3 separate regions of the Homo sapiens genome follow, and all the other regions are linked to region 2. A link is a loop called in an ENCODE intact Hi-C map of the cell type or tissue named here. Cell type or tissue: ascending aorta. All regions are shown on one strand. Region 1 holds the start of CFAP221 (cilia and flagella associated protein 221). Region 2 overlaps SCTR (secretin receptor). Region 3 overlaps CFAP221 (cilia and flagella associated protein 221).

Region 1 (8,000 bases), 63 kb before region 2:
AAGTCAGGTAGATTGTCTGTTACCTAGTAAAAGAATTTGCTCTTCACACATTTTGTACACATCTTTGTCATAAATCACCAGCTCATAAAGAGCACATGGCCTGTCTTTGCTCTGCCTAGCACTGAGATTACTTATTACATAATGAATACCCAGATCAAAGTATCCAAACACCGCACACTTAAGTTTATTACTATGTATTTAACTTTTATTATTTGATTTCCTCTGATTAGAATTACAATGTGATGTAGAGTAATATTAAAACTTAAAGCTCTGAAAAGTTATCACTCGGAACAGTAAGTCTCAAACTGCTTTTGGTGTCATGTGAATGTCCCTTTTAAACGGCTGAGCTCACAAAAGTGTCCAGGTCTACAAAAATTTTCCCAGCTCTTTATTTAGGCAGGAGCAGATGTTTGGAGAAGGTGCTGAGAACCCACTCTATGTAAGTGCTTTGTGCCAGGCAGTGCTATGCATACATTTGTTTATAATCCTCACTCCAGCCCTTTGAGGTAGGTATTATTTCTACTTTACAGATGAAGGAGGTAAGACTTAGCAAGGTTAAGAAACTTGCCCACAGCTGGTAATCAAAAATAAAAGGTAGGCATGGTGGCTCACACATGTAATCCCAGCATTTTGGGAGGCTGAGACAGGAGGATCGCTTGAGCCCAGGAGTTAGAGACCAGCCTGGGCAACACAGTGAGACCATGTCTCTGCAAAAAATTTTAAAATTAGCTGGGTGTGGTAGTGTGCGCTTGTGATCCCAGCTACATGGGAGGCTGAGGTGCAAGGATCACTTGAGCCCAGAAGATTGAGACTGCAGTGAGCTGTGATTGTACCACTGCTCTCCAGCCTGGACAACAGAACAACACCGTCTCAAAAAAACAAAAAACAAACAAACAAAAAAATCAACCCCAGGTCTGTCTGATTCCAACCAGTAATCTGCCTTCCTCATGAATGTACTGCCCACCTTCTTACAAATAATAACATTTGACTTTGACTGCATCCAAATCTTATGAGGCACAGACACCTTCACCCCATCCCTTTGATCATCATAATTCTAGGATACATCTGAAGTGGGTGTGAAACATTTGATGTTTTTTTCTTCTCACCAGGTGAGCTGTCACTGTCATCCACTTGGGCCAAACTGAACAGCTACAATGGGTTAAGGCTGGTGTGGTAGGGGAACTGACGATCTCTGTAGGTTATTATTTGGTCATTTTTAAGCACTGAAATTACCATATTCCGTAATTTTAAAATTTATTTATATTTATTTTTATTGATTGATTATCTTTTTTTGAGAGGGAGGGAGTCTCGCTCTGTTGCCCTGACTGGAGTGCAGTGGCGCCATCTTGGCTCACTGCAACCTCCGCCTCCTGGGTTCAAGTGATTGTCCTGCCTCAGCCTCCCAAGTAGCTGAGATTACAGGCGCCTGCCACCACACACAGCTAATTTTTGTATTTTAGTAGAGTTGGGGTTTCACCATGTTGTTCAGGCTGGTCTCAAACTCCTGACCTCAAATGATCCAACCGCCTTGGCCTCCCAAAGTGCTGGGATTATAGGAGTGAGCCACCGCACCTGGCCTATTCTATGATTTTTTTAATGTTGAAAGATTTTATTTTAGATCCACGAAGTAGATATAAAACTGGCATTTTTCTTCTAATGCCCAGAAATGGTCAAGTATATCAATTTTCACTTGACAAGTTCTACAGTGACAAAAGAAGCATATCCAAATACACTATTATGTCCTCACATTTGAGATGGGCTTTAAAAGATGAGTGGTGGGTAACCAAGCATGTTAAGAGCTAGACCCAGGGCTCTGGTGGCTGAACACCAGCTCTCCACTTACCAGGTGTGCCATGTTGGGGAAATAATGTGGTCTCTTTGAGTTTCACCTTCTCCAAGAGTAAAACGTAAATAGATCCTACCTCATGATGTATTGTTGTGTGGATTGAATGGGAAAAATGTAGGCAAAATGATTATCCTTTTCCATAATAGCTATAGGATTTCCCAGGCTTTCCAGACACAGGATATGTACATGAAAAGGCAAAAAGGTCTAAAATGCCTGTGGTCCGAAGGACAGGAAGGAACCTCATGTAGCCAGAGCTGGAAATGAGTGGGGCATGGCGATGGGGATGGTGCTGGGTGGACAGGTTCAGATCAGACAGTGAAGGGGGCCAAGCAAAGGAATTGTGACTTTATTCTGTATGCAAGGGGGACTGTTGGGAGTTTGAGCAGATTAGGGATAAAAGCCAGCCAGGATTTTAGAAAGCAAACTGACAGGAGGAGAATGTGGTGGGGGAGGAGTCCCAGCTGCCTGCTGAACATGAGAAACAAGATAAGGGGAGCAGATAGGAAAGACATTAGAAGAAGTAGAAGCAACAGAACTTGATTAATTTACATACCCCACAAAAACCTATCAGTTAAGCAGATGGATCTAAATAGAACTACTGTTCTTAGTAATAAAAATTAGTATAAGCCTATAAAATGATATAGATAAATCAGCACTAAAAGTCCCATTATGCTCTCTGGACTTTGGCTCGCCTGGGAAGATGTGAGCTGTAAAGCAAATCTGTCTTCTAGCCACTTACTTGATTCTAGGAGGTGATTAGGTACTTCTTTTCTTTTTTTCGGCTCCTCCACTAGGTTCTTCAAGAGATGGGGTGATGCATTATTAAAGGGTTCTTTAGCATTCTTTAGTCCTCTGCTGGGGGTTTTCACCACTGCCATTTTATCATGAAAAATGGAGTCTTCTTTTTAGAGCCAAAGGTCATGTCCTGGGGAGGAAAGAGCAGCAGTATAATCATCCATGAGAAACCACGCACATTTTTTCTCTTTCTTTGATAAATGTACCTCGTCTCTGTGTGGTTTACTGTGGTTCATGCCCTCCCTGGCTCTCCTCTCTGCGGGCCACTCCATTCCCACACATGGCTGTCCCATTAATCTTCTTACATAACCCATTGCAACCCAATGTCATGCCATTGCTCCAAACCCTTCTGTGGTCCTTGATTCTCCCCAGGAGCTTTTCCTGAAATGTACTTCTGAGATGCTTCTTGAGTTCATTGCAGGGGCCCGAGAAGGGAAAAATAAAGGCTCTCAGTCAAACAAGTTTGGAAAGTATTGATGTAAACAGTTAAATAAGACTTCCAAATAAGACTCTTCTTTCAGAGATTTCTCCAAATGAGTTTCTTAGAATATTTGACTATGGAAGCCTTTAACATTTGGAGGCACTGTTTACAGGACACTGGCATTTCAGAGTCACCCTCCTCCATCCCTCTGCTAACAGGGTGATGAGGAGGGGGTGATGAGGAGGTGGTGAAACCTACGGCCAGCCAGGTGCCAGACATGGGGGTATTCCAGCTCTGTGGATCTTGATTCATGTCGAACCCTGTGTCCGATTTGCCTTCCCTTAACACACTCATTTTAAGTTCCACTTTCTTCATGAAGTTCACAGTGATCCCAACACACTTTAACATTCTTTAGCAATCACTGCTTCTATTACTCATTTGGTGTTAATAATTTATAACCCTGTAACAACATTTTACAAATCTCACATTCCCTTATATATTGCACAACTAAATCTCTTAACTTGGGGCCCTTGCGCAGGCCATGGGGCTGGTCGGCGAAGCCTCTGAAATGGAATGTTAATTAGTGTGGATCTTTGTGTGTTTTTTCGGTTTTGTTTTTTCTGGAGAAGACCCATAGCTTCAGACTCCCAAGACGGACAACATCAAGCGACAGGCAGTGAATCTATGAAGGAAGGCGCTTAACAATAACTTTCAGAAAGAAGTTCTCCCCTCCCCTCCCCTCTTCTCCCCTCCCCTCGCACCACCTCTCATAGCATCGCTGAAGGCTGCATGGCCCCCTCCTCACCTGCTTCCCTTCCCTCCAGCCCTTCAACGCCAGCCCTAGGATCAGCCTGCAGCCCGTCTCCTCCCGGAGCCTCACATCCCCTGTGCTTCAGGCAGGCCCAGGAGCCAGGCGGTCTCCACGCCGCCCACACGCCGGCTCGCCCACCGCCCCGGTAGGCCTGGCTCCGGGTCTCACCGCCGCACCCTCGTTCCCTCGCCCCATTCTCTCACCCCGGGCAGGCCCTCTCGCCCCGGCCAAGCGCCTCCTCCCCTCCGCGACCTTTCATTCCACTCCTGCTAAGGGTCAGGGTCGCCCCAGGCCCGCGCACCGCTCCCCCCACCATCCTCAGGTCACCCTCTGGGCCCGACTCTCCTCGGACCCAAGCCGCGGCCGACTTGCGGCTGGACACCACCCGGGGCTCGGTCGCCTCAGCAGCTAGGCTGCGGCGCCCCAGCGGCCGACCCTGGGCCACCCGGGCCCCAGGTCCCTGGCCGCTCACCCTGGAGGTGGTTCCCGGGCCGGATTCGGCCGGCGCCAGCGCCGGCGCCCGCTCGGAGCGTCGCCATGACGACGCGGACGCGCTCCCAGGGCCGGCGGCCGGGCGCGACCAAACGCCCCAGGGCGGGGGAGCCGGGCTGCTGCGGGCCACGACCGGAGGCGGCGGGTGATTCCTGGGAGCTCGGAGCAGTTTGCCGGGCCTGGTCAAGAATAGACAGCGCGACTTATGGCATGGGATACGAATGGATTCCCGAGGGGACATGAGAAAGTTGGAAACACCACACACTGGAACCCTTCAAGAGCGGAGCGCGGGAGAGAAGACGGACGGGGCGGAGCCGCCCGAGCCAGTGGGCGGGGCTTCACCTGACAGGCATCACTCACGACGCCCACTTTCTTGTAGTTTGTTTTACATTTTCTGTTACGGTAAATTTCAAACGTACACAAAGGCAGACCGAAGGGTAAAATAGATCTTCAACACCCAGCTGCAACGATGATCAAATCCTAGCCAATCCTGTTTCATCCGTATCTTTCCCTGACTCCTTGTATTATTTTGAAGAAAATCCCAGATATTTCATCCATAAATATTTCAAAATATACCTCCAAAAGATAAGGATTCTTAAAAAAACCACAATACCTTAAAAATTATAATTTATTAACATCTTCAAATTATCTCATATTTATTTTTAGAGTTTGAATCAGAATTCAAATACAATTTGCAAATTGGAATAGATTGATGTGTCTTTTAGGTCTCTTTTCATCAACAGATTCCTCTTTCATTTCTTTGTTAGTTGTTGCAATTTATTCATTGAAGAAACTGTTTATGTCCTTGATACTGATATTTAGGGGTTGTAAACATGAAACCGTGCCCGCTCCTCTGACCTCCTGCCCTGGTCCATTCCACCCTGCTCATCCATGAATATTATTTTTTTTCAAAGACAGCTTAAGCTTCTCTTTTCCCAGGAACTGTCCTTGTCTCACTCCCTCCTTGTGTGGCTTTGATACTTGCTTGATGTTACTTATGGCTTCATGTTGACGAGAGGCTATAGTAAGAGTCCAGTGAGGGTACCTGTCTTGCCTACATTGCCACTTGTGCTGGATGCGTATATTCCCTCCCTGCTCTTTCCCAATGGGAAATGTTCATTTTTTCCATCTTCCCATTCTCCAATTCCTCTCTGTCCCCTACCATTATTACTTACTAAAAATCTCCCCATCTTTCAAGGCTAGCTGTAGATAAGGTCTCCTCTCCTCCCCACCCTCCTTCTAACCCACCAGTCCGGAAAGACTCTTTCCCTCCTCTGGGCTTCCATAACCCTCTGTTCCACTATCTTTATATTGCACCCAACATGATTCATGTCTGTGACTTAAACTGCAGAATTCTTGGGGGAGGGAACTGTACCTTGTCTTAGGATCTCCCAGAGCCCTTGACACAGTTTTTTTTTTTTTTCTTGAGACAGAGTTTTGCCTTGTTGCCCAGGCTGGAATGCAATGGCCCAATCTTGGCTCACTGCAACCTCTGCCTCCCGGGTTCAAGAGACTCTCTTGCCTCAGCCTCCCGAGTAGCTGGGATTATAGGCGCCCGCCACCACGACCAGCTAATTGTTTGCATTTTTAGTAGAGACAGGGTTTCGCCTTGTTGGCCAGGCTGGTCTCAAACTCCTGACCTCAGATGATCCACCGGCCTCGGCTCCCAAAGTGCTGGGATTACAGGCATGAGCCACGGCGCTCGGCCACCTTGACACAGTTCTTTGTCCATATTGATTACTCAGTAACTGTTGGCCAAGGGGGTGAAACAATTCATTTGTTTATAGAGTAGGTTGCTTTAGTTCCTTCTGTTTTGTTGGTACAAAGCTGTAGATTTCAGAACAGGTACTATGCTTCCCACAGTCCCAGACCTCTCCATCCAGCACAAATCATGAGATATTTGTTTTCATATACTTTTTTATTTTTAATTTTTTGTAGGGGTGGGGGTCTTGCTGTGTTACCAAGGCTTGGTTTGAAATCCTGGCCTCAAGCAATTTTTCTGCCTTAGACTCCATATGCTTTTTAATGGATATTGGGTAACACTTTTTAATTGGTATTTAACTTTTTTAAGAAAAATCACCAAAGTTCCTATTATATATATGGATAACCCATAGGTCTCTGTATAAGAAGTAAACCCATTTGAATTTTATAGTGTAGTGGACACTGCTGGTTGCCTCCTTCCACTTTCTTTCTAATGGAACCACAGCTTTCCTGAAGTTTCTCCCCAGTCCCCAATTCTAACAGTAGACCTTGATTAATCTAGGCCAGGCCAGGCATGGTGGCTCATGCCTGTAATCCCCAGCACTTTGGGATACTGAGGTGGGAGGATCACTTGAGCCCAGGAGTTTGAGAGGAGGCAGGGCAACATAGTGAAATCTCATCTCTACAAAAAATTTTATAAATTAGCCCAATGTGGTGGCTCACACCTGTAGTTTCAGCTACACAGGAGGCTGAGGTGGGATGATTGCTTGAGCACAGGAGTTGGAGGCTGCAGTGAGCTATGATCATGACACTGCACTCTAGCTTGGGTGACAGAGATCCTGTCTCAAAACAAAACAAAACAATGCAATCCAGGCCAAGTATGGAATTCCTGATCCCCTTGCCGACATTGCCCATGATTTAGTTAGGGTTGTATATGTAGCCCCATTCTGGCCACGGGGACAGGAAAAGGGTTCTGGGGACCTCTGGAAAAGACTTTCTTTCTCCTAAGAAGATATACATAGATACAGTATCTTTCTTCTTCTTGACTTCTTAGTGTCAGGAAATGATCCCGGAACTGCAGCTGCCATCAGAGGCCATGAGGGGCCCAAGTGTTAAAGAGGTGACAAGGACAGGAGAACAAGGAGACAGAGAGACCCTGGGGCTGGATGATGTCACTTCACTTCTATTTGTTTGGTCCTTGCATTCCATTTTCTCTTTCTTCCCACTGAAAACAACTGACATATAATGACTTCTGGACACTTACTTCTCAAGGTGTAAACTGTGGCACAGGAGCTTGTTAGGAATGCAGAGTTTTGGGCTATACCAGACTTTGGTTCAGGCTACTGGACCAAAACCTGCATTTTAATAAGATGCCCCAGAAGATTCATAGGCACATTAAAGTTTGAGAATAATTAAACTGATGGAGCCCTATAATTATAGCTATATTAGATAATCAATTATTTAATCCATTTATTTATGTGGTCCACATTTATTTATTTCAATGAGTGAACACAATTCACTCATTGAATTTAAATTCACTTATAGAATTTACAATGAGTGGAACACAAAGGTGTCCCAGCATCTGCCATATGAGTGCAATAAGACAAGCGTGATAAAAGGCTTGGAAGCTATAAGCTTCAGTAATACGTGGGGAGCCGTTAATTTCCTTGCTTAAAACCCCTTGGTGGCTTCAAATTGTACAGAAGAGAAAATTCAACATCCTTAACACTCTTTCCCCGCCACCCAACAGAAACAGGGTCTCGCCCTGTTGCCCAGGCTGGAGTGCAGTGGCGCCATCATAGCTCACTACAGCCTTGAACTCCTGGGCTCAGGTGAGCCTCCCAGAATAGCTAGGACTATAGGTGCATGACACCATGCCTGGCTAATTTTTTTTTTAACTTTTTGTACAGACAGAGTCTCACTGTGTTGCCCAG
Region 2 (8,000 bases):
GATAGTTCATCCCATCAAACAGCTTATGATTCCTGGTTCCAAGACTCTTTAGCTGTTTCTCCTGCGATGTGTTTTTAAATACCCTTGTTGCCCTGGGATTTCAGCTCCTCTAGCCCCATCCTGACCACAGCTCCTGTGCGTCCAGCCATCACAAAGGAGAGCGACACCTTCTTGACTTAAGACTGTAGGTCAAGTCATTAGCAAAGTTGAAGAAACCTCACCAGGCTGCCCCTTGGATGGCCTGGGGCTGGGGCCATGGCTGAGCCAAGAGAGGCAAAGAGATACACGATGCAATTGGGAAACAGGCCGCTGTGCAGGAGCTCGTCCTAAGCCACTGTGGGTTCTGGGGAGGAGAAAGGGATGAGTGGGGGTGAGCAGTGGAAGTGCCTGAGAGATGGATGTGGCGGTCCGCGGGCAGAGGAAAGAGCAAACACCGGCAGAAGCAGAAGGTAGGAGAGGACAGACACAAGGCCAAGACAAAGAGGAGCTGTGGCTTCCCTGGTGACCCCATCAGCCGATGAAGTGAGCACCAGGGACATGGAGGGGTGTGAGTGGCCCAGTTCAGCATGGCCCCGGGGGCCGGGCTGTTCCTGGCCCCCTGCCACTGCAGCCTGACACATTGCTCCAGAAATAGTCCCAGGTTTTTATCAGGCCATCTGAGCTTATTTATAAATAGAGGACTGGAGGATAGAGGCTCCATGCCAGGTGAATGCAGGGCAAACTCCCAGGCACTGTCCTGCCCTCTGAGATGGCCCTTTCCCCTCTCTCAGTCCTCCCCCAACCCACCCAGACCTGCCTCTGGGGCCACCTCTCTATCCCTGTGGGCAGGACAGAGGAAGCTGACATTGCTGGGTCTGCTTCAGACCTGGCCCAGGGCCAGGGGCTCCACAAATATAAAGACCAGGAATCTTTATCTATAAACCCCTTTGGGCAAAAATAGAACTTTCTCCGTTTTCTGACTTTAATTCTGATTGCATTCTCCTGGGATGGCAGACATTTCTGGATCTTCCCCTGCAATTTTCCCAGGTGGCTAGAGATTCACGTAGCACCACCACGTTCAGGGGGATCTCGCCTGCAGCTGATGATGGTGTTAGTCACAGGTGGTGACTGGCAGAGCCCTGTCTATCCTGGGCCACTGGCCCCTCCTGTGCTTTGCCGGGAGGCATGGGCTCGGCAAGGCTGTGTGTGGTCTGCCCATCTAGACCTGCCCCCACAGCTGTTTCTCCTCTGGGCCATCCCACCTCCTCAGGGCTGGCTGGGCAGCAGGGTATTTGCACCTCTTCTGGAACCCTCCATGTCCCAGCTCATCACTTCCCCTCCATCTCTCCCCAGTCTCTGGGAATTCTTGCTCTTTTTCTGTTTTCTCCCAAGTGCTTTGATTATCCCAGCATACCTCTTCATCCCCCAGAGGCCTTTGGAAACCTAAGCCAGGAAGTTTTCCTGCCTTTCTCTGTGACTTCAATCTGAGGAGGAAGGAGAGAGAAAAGGCAAAAAACAAACAAACAAACAAAAAAAACAGGAGAAGAAAAAAGAAGAGATTGATGGATCAGAAAGTATTCCACCGCACCCACATATCATTTAATTCTCTCAAAAATCCTGGGAAATATTACTGTGCCCATTTTATAGATGAGGAAACTGAGGCTCACAGAGGTTAAGTGTCATACCCAAAGTAGGCTTGGGTCCAAAGCCCATTCTATCTCCACCATACCACCTCCCTCAACCTGGTATCCCATGCTGTCCTCCTGGGCCACGGGCACTGGGGCAGGCAACCCCTCCTCCCCAGGTGGTGGCATTGTCTTCTCTTGTTTCCCCACTTAAACTTCCCAGCCTTCCATCCCATCCCCTCCAGCCAGACAATTGGTGGCGGAGGTGGCCATCAGAGACGACAGAGGCGTGGGAAGCCCTGCTCTTCACATGCTTTGGATCTGCCTGCCCACACAGCTAATGTATATTCCTTCTAGCCCTGGCTCTCCTGGGGCGGTGACCCCTCCCTCGTGGCTCAGTAAGTGTGGCCCTATTGACAAAGCTCCCCCATCCCCTATCTCAATGAATGCCGCTTACCCCCAAGTCAGGCAGTGAGCTGTGCTGCTCTGGAACTAAAACTGCCCAGGATGACCCTAGTCCTGGGCTGTGTCCCTTCCCTGCCAGGGCTCCCTGGGAAGGCCAGAGCCAGGACAGGTATCCGAAGCTAAGCTGGGAGCGCTCTCCCCTGCCTCCCATTCCTGCTTGGCTTGGGGGACTGGGGAGTCCCGGAGTGGAGTCTGAGATGCTGCATTCAAAGCCTGGGGACCGTGCAAGGCAGCCTCCACAAGCACTGAGGAGGCCACAGGGACTGTCCAGCTCCCCCAAGCCACATTCCCTCCAGCCTGGCTAGAGCCACGCACCTCCTGTGCTATGATTTCCTTCATATGTTTTCCTTTCAATCAATGGACTTTTAAAAAACTTAGCCTCATCCTAAACAATAGTAGCTATAAAATCACAGATGTGATATGCTAGTTTTATAATGTTTCTAATACACATTTTCTTTAAAAAAGTGCAACTATGAAAAAATGTTCAACCATGTACCAGCCAAAAGCACAGGCCACCAGTGAGTGGTGAGCTCATCGCACGCTGGGAAACCCTGGGTCTGTTCTGTGCCTTCTGTGCCCAGACGCTGGAGCCAGGGCTGGGAGAGAACAAGGCAGTGTCACTCGTGTTCAGGAAACGATCAACACTGTGGGGGGCTAGCAGCCAGGTCTGCTGCCACCAAGGCCAGCCTGGAGGAGGCAGCCTGTCCCAGGCTGGGGAGATGGGAAGGCTGAGTGGGATCCCAGCTCCATTATCACCAGCTCTGTCACCCACACTTCTCACTTCCCCCTCTTGGAACCTCAGCTTCCTCATCTCCGCCGTGGGGCAGTGACCCTACTCACCCTTGAGCTGCTGTCAACCTCAGCTCCAGGATGTCTGATGTGCATCCAGCACAGGCCTGGCATGGCCTGTCCCCAGGCATCCCTGGGGGCCCTGCCTGACGTGACCCAAGTTAGGAAGCCTCTCAGACGTGCTGGCACCGTCCACATCTGTCTGGCCAACCAGCCAGGCATTGTCCAGCCTCATGGCCTGGAGCCTGCGGCTGGTACCCTGGCTGACCTGGCCAGTCCAGCCAGCACTGAATCTGTTTTTCCACAAGTGAGGCAAAAGGCTCCTGCCTTTTTCCATGCTCTGGAAATGCCCCAGCTGCTTCCAATGCAAGAGAGGCTGACCCGAGCTGGCAGGGGAGCTGCAACTTGAAACGAGGCATCCTGCTGCAACCCTGAGACGGCCGCACAGGGAAAGAGGGCTCTGGGTCACCCTTGGCCTCCTGAGACTCCAGGTGCCAGGCTAGGTCAGCACGGAGACACAGAGTGGGCTGTCCGTAAAGGGTCCTCAGGACCAAGTCCCCATCCCACAGGCATCTGGGTAGGCCCAGGGTTACCCGGCAGGCCTGCTGAGTTCCCGAGACCCTGCTCAGGCCCAGCCAGCAGCGTCCACAGCTGGAATGTAGACGGGCAGCCTCGGGATAGTGGCGGAGCCGTCCCTGGGGAGTGCACAGCAGAGAGAAGCTCCGGCTCCTCCTCTTGCAGGTGAAGCTTCTGGAACATCCAAGGAGTTCCTCATCTCCCATATGCCTCCAAGGACACAGACCCCTGCCCCTTGGCCTCATAGATGCTTCCACTGTCCTGTGAAAGCTCCGCCCACACACTGCCTTCTGTGTCCCTCTACAATTCTACGACACCCTTGCTCATGGTTGCAGCCTGCCCTTGTGGCTCCTGGGACTGCCCCGCCTCCAAAGCCCCCACAGGCGTCCTGATTTCAGGACTGGGTTCCTCTCTGGGCCCTCCCACTTCCCCTCTCCTGCTAGGGGCTGGGCCTCTCTTCAGGGAGAAACAGGCCACACCTGCCCCGCTCTAGGCCAGCATCCCCCCTAACCCAGGCCCTGGCCCGGCCCACCCTACCGTTCCCTACCCCTTCTGTCCCTCTCCAGTTCCCAGAGCCTGGCTTGAACAAGGAGGGCACTTGGCAGCTGGGGCCGGTGTCACCTGGAGACTGGTCAGGTGGGTGGAGGGCTGGGTGGAGACAGCTTTCATCCCCTCCATGTCCTGGCTGTGTGGCCTGGGAAGCCACTTCTGGCTCTGCTTGATTGCTGCGTTTATAAAGTGGGGGTAGAGCCAGGCACATCGGGAACTGGGGGCACCGCCATGGGATTACAGGAGCTCAAGTGTGGGACGCACAGGGCTCCTCCCCATCAGCACAGCACCAGAGCTGGCAGGCCCTGGATGCAGAATGTAGAAGTCAACTGGGTGTCAAGGTGAAAGCCCGTTTATGAGGGATGCCTGGCGGGACTGGTGTGGGAGGCAGTGGTTCCAGCTGGCGTCCCTTCATTTGTTCATCTGCTGTGTTTGCTGAGCACTTGTGCTATGCCTGGCCCATCGTAGGCACAGGGGCGTGCTCTCCTGGGCTCTCTGCCTGGTGGTGGGGGAGGCATCTGTACCCAGGTACCAAGGTGAAGACACAGCTGGTAGTGACCCCCACTGGTGGGTCTGTGACTGCCTGTCTCACTCTCTGTGAATTGCTCCTGGGAGCCAGGGGTAGGGCTAAGCCTAGAAATGAGGAACCCTCAGCTGTGAGGAGCAGGGAGACTCAGAGTGGAAATTCTCAAAGCAAGCCCTGGAACCACTTCAGCGGCATTTTTGGGGAATTCTTAAAATGCAGATTCCTGGGTCTGGTCTCACAAGGAGGATCTGGGGCCTAGAGATCTGCATATCTCTGACAGGCACCCAGCTCATTCTGATGTAGGCTGGAGGGTCACACTTCTGCAATGGGACAGGTCACCAGGGAGATTTCACTTAGAGGGGATGAAGGGGTCAAGGACACTATGGATGCTTTGGGTCTGGTCAGATTGATGCCTAAAAACAGGTTCTTGCTCCTTAAAAAAGCTGAGCATTTGCCATCTGGGTACTCCCGCAATGTCTGCACACCGCATCCATCGCCCAGTCCCCAGAGCTAAGAATTGCCATTCAGGGGACCCAGCCTAGTCCAACCTCCTGAATCCAGATGAAAAAGGAACAGGCCTGGGGAGGCCAGCGGGAAAGGGGTTGCCAGTCCCAGTGCCTGCTCTGGGCAGGCTTTTCAGTTGGGCTTTGAGCTCTTCCTCTGGATAGCCTCAGGAGGGAGGTGCCGGTCCTCCCACAAGAGATAAGCAAGTGAGCAGGGCAGCTGGCAAGGTGGGGGAGGCCTGGAGGCCGGGTCGGCCGACTTGAGTCCTGGCTCTTTCTTTTTGGGCTCTGCCCTGCACCATGTTCCCCAAACGGGAGGAGCGCTGACTGCGGCTCGCCTCATGGGTGTCCCTCAGCTCATTTCTAGCCCCTTCCAAGCCTGACCCCAGCGATGACCTCTCAGAGGGCACGGGTTCCAGAAGTCTGTTGCAGGAAGCAGTTTCCCTGTGTGGCTGCCCTTGGATCAACTTTGGGAGAATTGGTGAGTTGTTATGTGAAATGATGTCTTAAAAGACAGTACAGTCACAGCTCACACACAAATATAAAATGAATACCTGCCGAACAGCTTGTTTAATTTGTGAGGGACTCAGTAAGATCTTATCACTGGTTCATAGCATTCAAAGTAACTGATATGGTTTGGCTATGTCCCCACTCAAATCTCATCTTGAATTGTAGCTCTCAGAATTCCCATGTGTCATGGGAGGGACCTGGTGGAAGGTAATAGAATTGTGGGGGCAGGTTTCTCCCATGCTGTTCTCGTGATAGTGAATAAGTCTCATGAGATCTGGTGGTTTCATAAACGGGAGTTTCCCTGCATGTGTCCTCCTGCCCACCGCCATGTAAGAAGTCCCTTTGCTCTTTCTTCGTCTTCCACCATGATTGTGAGACCTCTCAGCTATGTGAAACTGTGAGTCCGTTAAACCTCTTTCCTTCATAATTACCCAGTCTCAGGTATGTCTTTATCAGCAGCATGAAAACAGACTAATACAGTACCATACCTATAAGGCAGAATGATAACATGAATTTACAAATAGATGCAAAGCTGACTGAATACACAGGGAGGGAAGTGAAATTAATTGTATTTCAACTGGACAATAATTATTGTGCCTATGGACGAGAATCATTTGCATTGCTACCAATCATCTAGAACTTACAGAGTTGCAGTGTAGCTCGAAGACAATAAAAGACCTGACACCCCATTGAATCAGATAATCCAGAAGGCTGTGCTTAGACAATGCCTAGTTTTGCATTGAAAACACCTAGTAATTTTTTTTATTCATCTTAAAATCTTTCAGTTTTCAGAAGTGGGCCACGCATCTGGCTCTGAGCTTCCTAGCAGCCAAATCAAAGAGGAAACCAGCTTCAAATGTAGTGTCTATGTATACTAGTCGTTCACAATAAGTTCAGCTTCTCACTGCATTGAGACCTGGTTCTCCTTCCAGAGGGGCCTCATCAAGGGAACTCAAGTGATGTAGAAAGCAACATCCTCAATAATATTCTTGCAGCAAATACAGTGGTGACACTTGTGGAGCTGTGTCCATAGGCCAGGGCAGTGGCTCTGAGTGTGGTCCCAGGACAAACAGCATCAGCATCACTTGGGAACTTGTTAGAAATGCAGATACTCAGGCCCCACCCCAGACTTACTGAGCAATCTGTGTTTTAATAATCCCTCTGGGTGACTCTGATGCAAGCTGAAGTTTGAGAATCATGGGACAAGAGTTCTCAACCCTGCAGTCAAACGTTAGAATTACCTGTAAGGCTTTCAAAGGACATGATGCCTGGGCCCACCCAAACCAATTCATGCAGGATCCCTGTGTGCCACGCCGGCTAGGTCTATTTCTAAAGCTCCCCAGGTAGTCGTACCATGAAGCTAGAAGGGAGACCCATTGCTGCTTAGTTGTTTAATGCAAACTGATTGGCCAACAGATGTGCCATCTGCTCCAGAGAAATCCAGACCTTTACTTGCAAAGCTTATAGGAGAGGGCGCCTTCCTTCTTTCCTTCTTCCCTTCCTCCCTCCCTTTCTTACTTCCTTCTATCTTCAACACTGAGCACTACCGTGTACATGGCAGAGTCCAAGGGTGCATTAGACAGGATAGGTTCCTGATCCTGAGGAGTCAGCACCTAATGAGAGCTTTGAAAGTAGTCTAGTGGGAATTCCAGGCAGGCAAGGGTGTCGGTGATGTGGACAGGATGGTAGGGCAGCCCTCGGTCCATCCCCCATCCTTGTCTGATGCTGCTTTTCTTGGCAGGTTGTGAGGGGATGTGGGACAACATAAGCTGCTGGCCCTCTTCTGTGCCGGGCCGGATGGTGGAGGTGGAATGCCCGAGATTCCTCCGGATGCTCACCAGCAGAAATGGTAACCACTCGGCCCATGGGGCCTGGCGGACAGGCTGAGGGGTGTCCCTCTGGGTGGGGCCTCAGCTTAGAGGCAGGAGGCCAAGGAACCTTCTCTGAGGACAAGTATGGGTACAATGATGGGGGAGATCACTGCAAAGGATTAGAAGCCTTGCTTGGGAATGTGGGGTGGACTCAAATTCTGAGGGTGTCAAGCAAGGGGGCAGGAGGCAGTGCACTGGGGAAGGCGATAAGGGAGGCTGGGCCTGCTTCTGTCTTCCCCAGGCCCTTCAGCTAGGAGCTCTCTTCCTTCCTTCCATGTTTCTGCCCCCTTAGCAACCAGGGGCCTTGTTCCAGTCCCCATGTCTGGAACCCCTCCTGGTAGTGGCAGGCTCCCTAATGGCCTGGCCTTCCAAAATACTTCCTTCCACTGTCAGGCCCTGCTGAGAAATTGGCTCCCTGGGAGCCCCTGGCCTCCTGGGGCGAGGGGTTGTCTTACCAGAAGACAGCTGCGGATTTAAGAATTTTCCTAGTTGACTCACATTGATTAGAAGTCGACCATGCACTGGACATTTTTATATGTACATACGGGCTCATTTATTCATCATAAACCCCCTGCAGATCACAGGACTTTTCCCTTGATCCAGTAAA
Region 3 (8,000 bases), 160 kb before region 2:
TTTAAACTTGGCAACAGCTCTTTGTTTCAAGTGGATGGAATGAGCACTTTTTTGGGGTCTCGACTCCTTCCATACACACATTTCAGATGATATAGAAGGAATAAAAACCGAACACACAACAGCAAAGAGAACAACAGAAAAGAAATCAATGGATAAAAGTTTTCAATCATTTTCTGGAATAAATTTCTAGAACCCTAGAGAATGCTGTCTCATGAAAAACAGCGAAGAATGACAGAGCCTGGAGCCCACTCGGAAGGAAACAGACCTCCTCACAGATGCTGGAAAGGCTGAGGCTGAAGGTAGGGCAGGAGGCAGCAATGGAAAGCAGGGATTAATTGATGGCTCCTTTGTGTGTGCACATATGTCTTTGTGATAAGATTCTTATCTTTGTTTTGTTATTGTGCAAAAATGCACCCCCTTGTCAAGTATGAAGACTGGCTGAAAAAAAAATTATAGCACCATGGTTTTGACTAATGGGAAGAGAATGAGGAAAGCATCTGTGAGCTGATATAGAATGACTTTCTGGAGATAGTAAGTGAAAAAAACAAATGCAGAAAAGCATATCTAGAATGCCACTTTTTGTATAAGACAGAAGGGAAAAAAAGAAAAATGTATATATTCTGCTTACCATTATAAAGAGAAACACAGGAAGGATACATTAGAAGACCAAGCTGGCTACCTGCCAGGGGCTGGAGGGAGGTGGGAGGGACACTTCCCTGAATATGCCTTTAATGTAGTTTTGAGTTTGGAAAACGTTAATGTTCAAAATATTGAAAAAATAAAATTAAATCAATAAGAAAGTGAAATAAAAAACAAAGGCTGAAAGCAAACTGAAACAAATCATAATACTTCACAGAAATTCCATAAACACACTGGAAGGAAAGAAAGACAGAGAGAGAGAGAGAGACAGACAGAGACAGAGAGAGAGAGAGAGCTAAAGGAATGAGAAAAGAAAGAGAAAAGAAAAAGAAATTACCCAAGTAACTTACTACAAGTTATTTGACTACATACCCAAAGACTTGGGTGGGAGGGGGTGGGGGGGGGGACCTGGAAACCAATCTGAACTTATTTTGCATGTTTATTAAGGTGGTTATGGATCAAGCAATTCTGAAATGATTTTTGATGTATTATAAGATTGAGTAAGTAAATGTATTAGAAGCCAGGTTTCTCACAGTGGAAGAAGGGAGATACAAATATGGAATGGTGGAAAGCAAGCAATAACTCTATGGATATGGACTGGAACTGTAGGCATTGGTGTGAATTCATGCTTTCTAAAATATGGATATGTATATGTGTGTTTATATGCACATACATTACATATATATGTATGTTGCATATATCTTTGTGTGTACATTGTGTGTGTGTGTTTGTGTGTATCCCTGACTTTGTCTGCTGAATAGGCCAAGAAGCAAACCCTGCCCCACCCCAGAAGCAATGTGTATACATAGCACCCAGATTTTGGTCTTTAATCCCATTTCCCACCAAAACAAACCTGGGCCCGGAGACATAGAGCTTATCCTTGTTAGTAACTGACTTCATGATAAAGAATCCAGGTTATATTAGAAAATTCTACCAAAACTTTACTTTAGAACATGTATAGTCAGAGGGAATTCCCACTAAGAAGAGTGACTGAGAAGTTCAGGGTCTGGGCCGCTCGCCAGGGACCAGGCTGGTCTAGCACAATGGAATGGCAGCAACCAAGAGCTTTTCATGAAGCAAAACTTACCCAGTTTTTAAATTCTGAGACCAGTTCCTCTCACTTTTTTTGTGTGTGTTAAATATATTCATTTAAAATTGAAATAGTGATGACAGTAGATGGTGGTTGGGCATTTTTAAAATTTGTTTTGCTTTTATTTATTTTTTAAATTTTTGTTTATTTTCTTTTGAGATGGAGTCTTGTTTCACTGCCCAGGCGGGAGTGCAGTGGCATAATATTGGTTCACTGCAAGCTCTGCCTCCCGGGTTGAAGCGATTCTCCTGCTTCAGCCTCCTGAATACCTGGGATTACAGGTGCCCGCCACCATACCTAACTAATTTTTGTATTTTTAGTAGAGACGAGGTTTCACCATGTTGTCCAGGCTGGTCTTGAACTCCTGACCTCAAGTGATCCTCCTGCCTTGGCCTCCCAAAGTGCTGGGATTATAGGCATAAACCAATGTTTCTGGCTGTTGCTTTGTTTAATTTTAATGTCCTGGCCAGTCACGGTGGCTCACGCCTGTAATCCCAGCACTTTGGGAGGCTGAGGTGGGCGGATTGCTTGAGGTCAGGAGTTCGAGACCAACCTGGCCAACATAGTGAAACCCTGTCTCTACTAAAAATACAAAAAGTTAGCCAGGTGTGGTGGCCCACGCCTGTAGTCCTAGCTACTCAGGAGGCTGAGGCAGAGAATCGCTTGAACCTGGGAGGCGGAGGTTGCAGTGAGCTGAGATCGTGCCACTGCACTCCAGCCTGGGTGACAGAGTGAGACTCCATCTAAAAAATCATATATATATTTAATGTCCTTACTTGACAAAGTAAAACCCTGACAATGCCAAGACAGTTCCCAAAGTTCTTCTGGACATTTCACTCATCTATGAAATCAGAAAGTCTGGGAACTATTGGGTTAGATAATTTCTTCAGTTGTCACTGACTCTCTGATTTTATGGAAGTCCAAAGAGATTTAACAAGTTATCTCTGAATTTACTGAAGAGTAAAGAAATAAATGAGCTGCTTCGATTATTACGAATACAAAAATGACTTGGAATAAATAAACACTAACTATATTGCATGGTTTAACAACAAACAGTTGTCAGGGGCAAAAGATACAAGGCAAACCTCGTAAGTAATAGGAGCTAATTTATTCAAGCAAAATGGCTGCAAAGTTGGAATATCATTAATGGATTTATAGGAAGTTGCTATGGACTGAATTTTGTGTTCTCCCCAAATTCACGTTGAAACATAACTCCCAGGCCAGGTGCAGTGGCTCACACCTGTAATCCCAACACTTTGGGAGGCCGAGGTGGGAGGATCACTTGAGGCCAGGAGTTTGAGATCAGCCCGGGCAACATAGCAAGACCCTATCCCTATTTACATTAAAAATAACAAGAACTTAACCCCCAATGTGATGGTATTTGGAGATGGAGCCTTTGGGAGGTGGGTTAGGTCATAGGGGTGGAGCCCTCATGAATAGGATTAGTGCCTATCAAAGAGGCCTGAGAAGCTGGGTGCAGTGGCTCCACTTCTGTAATCCCAGCACTTTGGGAGGCTGAGGTGGGAGGATTGCTTGAGGCCAGGAGTTCAACACCAGCCTGGGCAATGTAGCAAAACCATATCTCTACAATAAATAAATAAAATTGGCTGAGCATGATGATGCACACCTATAATCCCAGCTACTTGGGAGGTTGAGGAAGGATAATCAGTTGAGCCCAGGAGTTTGAAGCTGCAGTGAGCTATGATTATGCCACTGCACTCCAGCGTGGAAGATAGTGATATCTCATCTAAAAAAAAAAAAAAAAAAAAAAAAAAGGCCTGAGAGCTCCCTTCCCCTTTCTGCCATGTTTGGACACAGTGAGAAGACAACCATGTAGGAACCAGGAAGCTGGCCCTCACCAGACACCAAGTCTACTGGCACCTTGATCTCGGACTTCCCAGTCTCCAGAACTGAGAAATAAATTTCAGTTGTTCATAAATTACATCTATGGTATTTTATTATAGCTGCCCAAACGAACTAAGACAGAACTTAAAAAAGGAATTACACTTCTTATTTTGTACCTGTTTTCAGAAATAAAAACATGACCTAGAGTCTTACATCCCGTGGAAATCCATGCTAAGAAGATAGATACAGAATCCTCCCTTGATTTTATGAGCTGTTATGCAACTGCAGTTTATTTAGAAACAAACTGGCCCAACAAGAGCACTCAGGCACATAAGCTGAAAGTAACAACTCATGGTTCGAGAGTTTTCTTTAATTCATGGAGAGTTCATGTTTAATTCATGGTTATTCAAGCCCAAGGTAACTGCATTCTCACTGCTTGTTGAAAGAACAGCCTCGGGAGATTTTTTTCCAAGGACATTGCTTTGGAAAGAAAATAGGATGCTTTTTCTTGATTCTCAAGAACGGTACACGCTGACAACGGGTGGACATGGTCAGCGGGTCGCCACTTCTCACCATTCCTCATTTTTCTTATTCAGTGTGCTGACAGCACCCCAGACCCGGTTTACTGACTGCATAGGTCAGTTCTGAAGCATCCTCACCCCGCAGCAAAATGAGGCAGTCTGTCAATGTGGTGACGGACTATCGCCATCTGGTGGCGATGGAGTGACTGCGCCGCTTAGTGGGCGGGGAAGGAGGGTAGAAGTGAGAGAAGAGTTACTAAGCATGCACCAGGCATGATGCTAGATGCTTCACAAGATCATTGCACTTTTATCCTCACACACACACAAATGTGAGGATGCCATCACTGCCTCTCCCTCAGAGAGGAGGAGATTATTGCTCGAAGGGCTTCATTAGTACGTAGCTCGCCCAAGGACTGAACTGGTGATACATCCAGTGTACAATGGAGGCAGGTCTCTCCCATGCCAAAGCTTTCCTTCTCTCTTCCATGCCATTGTTCCCGCCAGTTCTGGAGATTTGACATTCTAGAAATATGCTAAAAATGTAGAACAAGGATGCTGGTTTTCAGATGGCAATAGGGTGGTTGAGGAAAGGATGAAGTATAATAATTGGAAAGAAGCATATTTTTGAGCTCTTGCCATGTCCCAAATCCTATGCTGGGTGCTTTTTGTTTACCGCATGCTAATCTTCAGGCAAAGGAGAGGAGTAGAGAAGCCCTAAGGAAGTGACCCCAAGGGGACGGCACATGGGAAAGCCTTGACGTAGATGACGTACAGCTGCATTTGGCTTAGTTCAGGAAGAGCTTACCAATGAAGCCCTTCAATGAAGATGATGAAGGAGGAAGTCAAATTCAGTGTTCTGGGGTCACAACCCAGATTCCAACTATCTCCTCAAATACCTGGGGAGGTGTGGGTGGATGTGGGTGGATGGGACGGCTGCACTTGTACACTACAAGTTGGGTGAGCTCTTGTACTCTTACTAAAATTAAAACATCAACGCTGAGAATGGCCTTTGCAACAAGTCCAATCCCCTTGTCTTACTGACAAGAGGACTGGGCCCAGAGAGTTGGCCAAGGGGCATGGCTGAGGTCACATGACTCCTGGAGGTCATGTAGCCTCCCTGGTGAGTTTCTGAGTCAGAGGATCCAGGTTACCCGAGTGGGAGCTGGGGTGTGTGTAAAGATCACCTACTGATCTTGGTTGGTGGCAGAGCTCAGGTTTCTTGGCCACTCTTGGAGCCATGCCAGGGCTCTGCCACCTTGGGGTGGGCCTCATTCTGGATCAGAGGATTGGAACTTTGTTTGACAGCTGATGATAATCATTTTGGGACACCAGTCACATCTGTTCACCAATCACTCACTTAGCTGTATTTATAAGGATAGTGAACTGAAGAAGCGAATTCAAGGGCTCAGGAGTCAGCGATTGGCCAGGCAGAGTCTAATGAAAAGGCACCAGGCTACTTCTTTGATATCTTATGGTTTTGAAGAGCTATTAAATAAGCAAATTAGCAAAAATGTAGTCACTCTAAGTTTCTTCTTTCATCATCCAACAATATTCTGATCTACCCATTGTGTATCTGGAGCAGGGCTGTTTTCTGTGTGGGGATTGCCATGGTCTCACAGTGAATGCCAGCCTGTGGCACAAGAGGGCCATGGATCCTTTGGAACTGGATACAGAGACTGCGGAAGGCTAATCTTGGCAATTTATGATTTTTTTTCCTTTTTTTTTTTTGTTTTGAGATGGAGTCTCTCTCTGTCACCCAGGCCGCAATTTATGAATTTTAAAAAGATTGACCATGAATATTTCAGTTGAATTATATGGAATGGTTGTCTACTTGTACTCAAGCATTGCCAATTCGTCACCTAGGACATTACTTTTCAAAGAAGTGTATCTCAAGATAAATTCCAAATATGAAAATCAGTTACACATCATCAAATTTCTTTGACTAGCAAACTTCTCTCATGCTTTAAAAGTATGGTTTGACATATTATTGGCATTTAACTTTTGGGGATCATTGCCTCTGTAATACATGGGGCACACATACTCGTGAGCAAACAGATGAGCTGTGCTTACCTCTTTGTGGTCTCCATCTTGGAGGGGTCCGGCAGGGAGGAGAGAACCAGGGACTGGAAGCTTTTCCAGTGCATTATTCCGGGAATAATGTCCTGTAAGGAAAGTCAGCACATGGGAAGCAACTGTTTGGTGAGGTAAAGTTTCTGAAGGACTTTTGTTTTATTCAACTATTTTTCAGACTTAAAAGGCTAAGCACCAAAATCTGTAATTTCATTCAGTTTGAATTTTTCTGAAGCAAAAAGGCAATTGCTTCAGCAAAGCACATTAAACAGTGCAACACAGAATTAGAGACAAAGGCGAGGTTTGCTTCCCTTGCTTCATTAGGCACTTGCACAAGCAACATGTCCTCGGGATGGAGGGCAGCTGCGGCCTTAGAATCTATTTTGTTTATTGTGAATGTGATGCTAATGCAACACTTGGAGAGGATGGCAGTTCATCCAGCAGCACTCCAGGCAGGAGAGCTGCACACGCGCGCCACGTGGGAGGCGAGCGCTGCAAGGAGACCCCCGGCTGGGCTGAGTGCAGGGTGCATGATAGAGGCAGAAGGGAATGTGGCTGGAGAGCCAGGCAGGTCACGAGGGCATTGTGGGCCAAGCTAATGAGCTTGGAGCTGCTACAGCAGGCAGCGGGGACCCACGGAGGGCTTTCGAGCAGGAAATGACAGGATCAACTCGTGCATAAGGAAGATTTCTCTGAAGGGAAGGCTGACTGCAGCAGCAGTGGGCCAAGGGCTAGACTAGAGGGAGGTCTGCACATCAGTGTGTCAGTGGCACACCGGTGCCCGCCCCCCCACCCCCCCGGGGTGGTTAGATGAGGGGAATGGGGGAGAAGGAGGGAAAGGATCTCATGGGTAACTACACAAAGTCCATAAAACAGAAAGGCAAGTAGGTGACACAGGAAGAGGAGGCAGTTGAGGGTGTGGCTGGTAGAAGTGGGGAGAGAGCTCATAATCTGAGTTAAGGGTTAATTGAGCTTGAAGGGCCTGAGGATAATCCTCAAGGGGTGTCAGGGGATATTCAGGTCAGGGTGGTTCCCTGGGGGGGAAGTAATTCCTTGGAGCCACTTCTTTGCATGTGTCACTCCACTACTTTGTCCATTCTGGTTTCTACACTTGGGGCCAAAGAGAGAGGAGGTCAGACCAACGGTTGTGCATACCGTGTGGCTGTTTTTACATGATTGAAATACAAACACGTGAACATTAGGTGCAGCCTTCCAGAGGAATGTTGACAAAGGGTAGCAGGCAGCCCGAGAGGCAGGTGTGGTCAGGACAAGGCGGTGCGGGGTCTCCACCTGTACCCCTTTAGGGCTGGCGGTATGAGGGGCGGTGTTACCATTCTTGTTCTGCAGCTGTGGCGGCAAACCTTTGTCGCAATTCCAGCTGTGACCCTGTCCTTGTCCCCTGCCCCTCCCTGCAGCCCAGGGTCACTCTGCCAGTGAGCCTGGTGATGACATTACCGTGTGATGGAGAAACTGCTTTTGGGTGACAGGAATGCTGGACCCGTGGCGGGACTCTTTGGTGAATTTGTACTTGGGGTGAGAGCATAGATGGTAATCTATCAACGTTTCTGCATAGGTCAGAGGATGCATTACAGCAAATAATCCTGGGTTGGGATTCTGCCGAAGACAGGGAAAAAATATTCTTTTCTGTTTACCAGTTTCTAAGCCAGGCATAGGACAGGCATCAGCTAATGCTGTCTGTGGCTCCCACTAGCACTAACACTCTGTGACTCCATGTCAGCTTGTCTGGAAAAGAGAAGCAGGAGAGCAGAGGTGTCTTCAAGTCGGCAGCGTTTAAAAAATCATAGTCATTCATAAATGTCACTTTTCTGGCTTAA

What was found. A loop is a pair of places that touch in the nucleus more often than their neighbours do. Peaks named below come from ENCODE experiments on the same cell type or tissue, not always from the same donor. Only the 100,000 strongest peaks of a DNase experiment are listed, where the experiment ranks them.
Region 1: a loop joins it to region 2, with 7 times the contacts of the local background. A loop is called at or near these places in 3 of 110 quality-filtered maps.
Region 3: a loop joins it to region 2, with 2.1 times the contacts of the local background. A loop is called at or near these places in 4 of 110 quality-filtered maps.

The regions. Positions count from the first base shown.
Region 1 is chr2:119,540,856-119,548,855 of GRCh38, reverse strand. CFAP221 (cilia and flagella associated protein 221) reads right to left here and starts at 4,407. Exons shown (of 24, transcript NM_001271049.2): 1 at 4,346-4,407; 2 at 2,586-2,771. The coding sequence starts at 2,724. RefSeq lists a silencer at 4,354-4,463. In ascending aorta, no CTCF peak of the experiment used is centred here; DNase peaks (open chromatin) are centred at 4,365 and 4,495; H3K4me3 peaks cover 1,376 bases; H3K27ac peaks cover 1,081 bases.
Region 2 is chr2:119,478,182-119,486,181 of GRCh38, reverse strand. SCTR (secretin receptor) reads left to right here. Exons shown (of 13, transcript NM_002980.3): 3 at 7,264-7,371. It overlaps SCTR-AS1 (SCTR antisense RNA 1), which reads right to left. Exons shown (of 2, transcript NR_147847.1): 2 at 1-343. Among named protein-coding and RNA genes, the nearest start is that of SCTR-AS1, 5.7 kb to the right of the region's middle. RefSeq lists an enhancer at 4,732-5,243. In ascending aorta, no CTCF peak of the experiment used is centred here; DNase peaks (open chromatin) are centred at 601, 2,651, 3,091 and 3,425; H3K4me3 peaks cover 432 bases; H3K27ac peaks cover 5,016 bases.
Region 3 is chr2:119,638,038-119,646,037 of GRCh38, reverse strand. It overlaps CFAP221 (cilia and flagella associated protein 221), which reads right to left. Exons shown (of 24, transcript NM_001271049.2): 20 at 7,621-7,779; 21 at 6,166-6,257. Among named protein-coding and RNA genes, the nearest start is that of TMEM177, 37 kb to the left of the region's middle. In ascending aorta, a CTCF peak has its summit at 4,287 (motif pointing left); a DNase peak (open chromatin) is centred at 4,277; H3K27ac peaks cover 771 bases.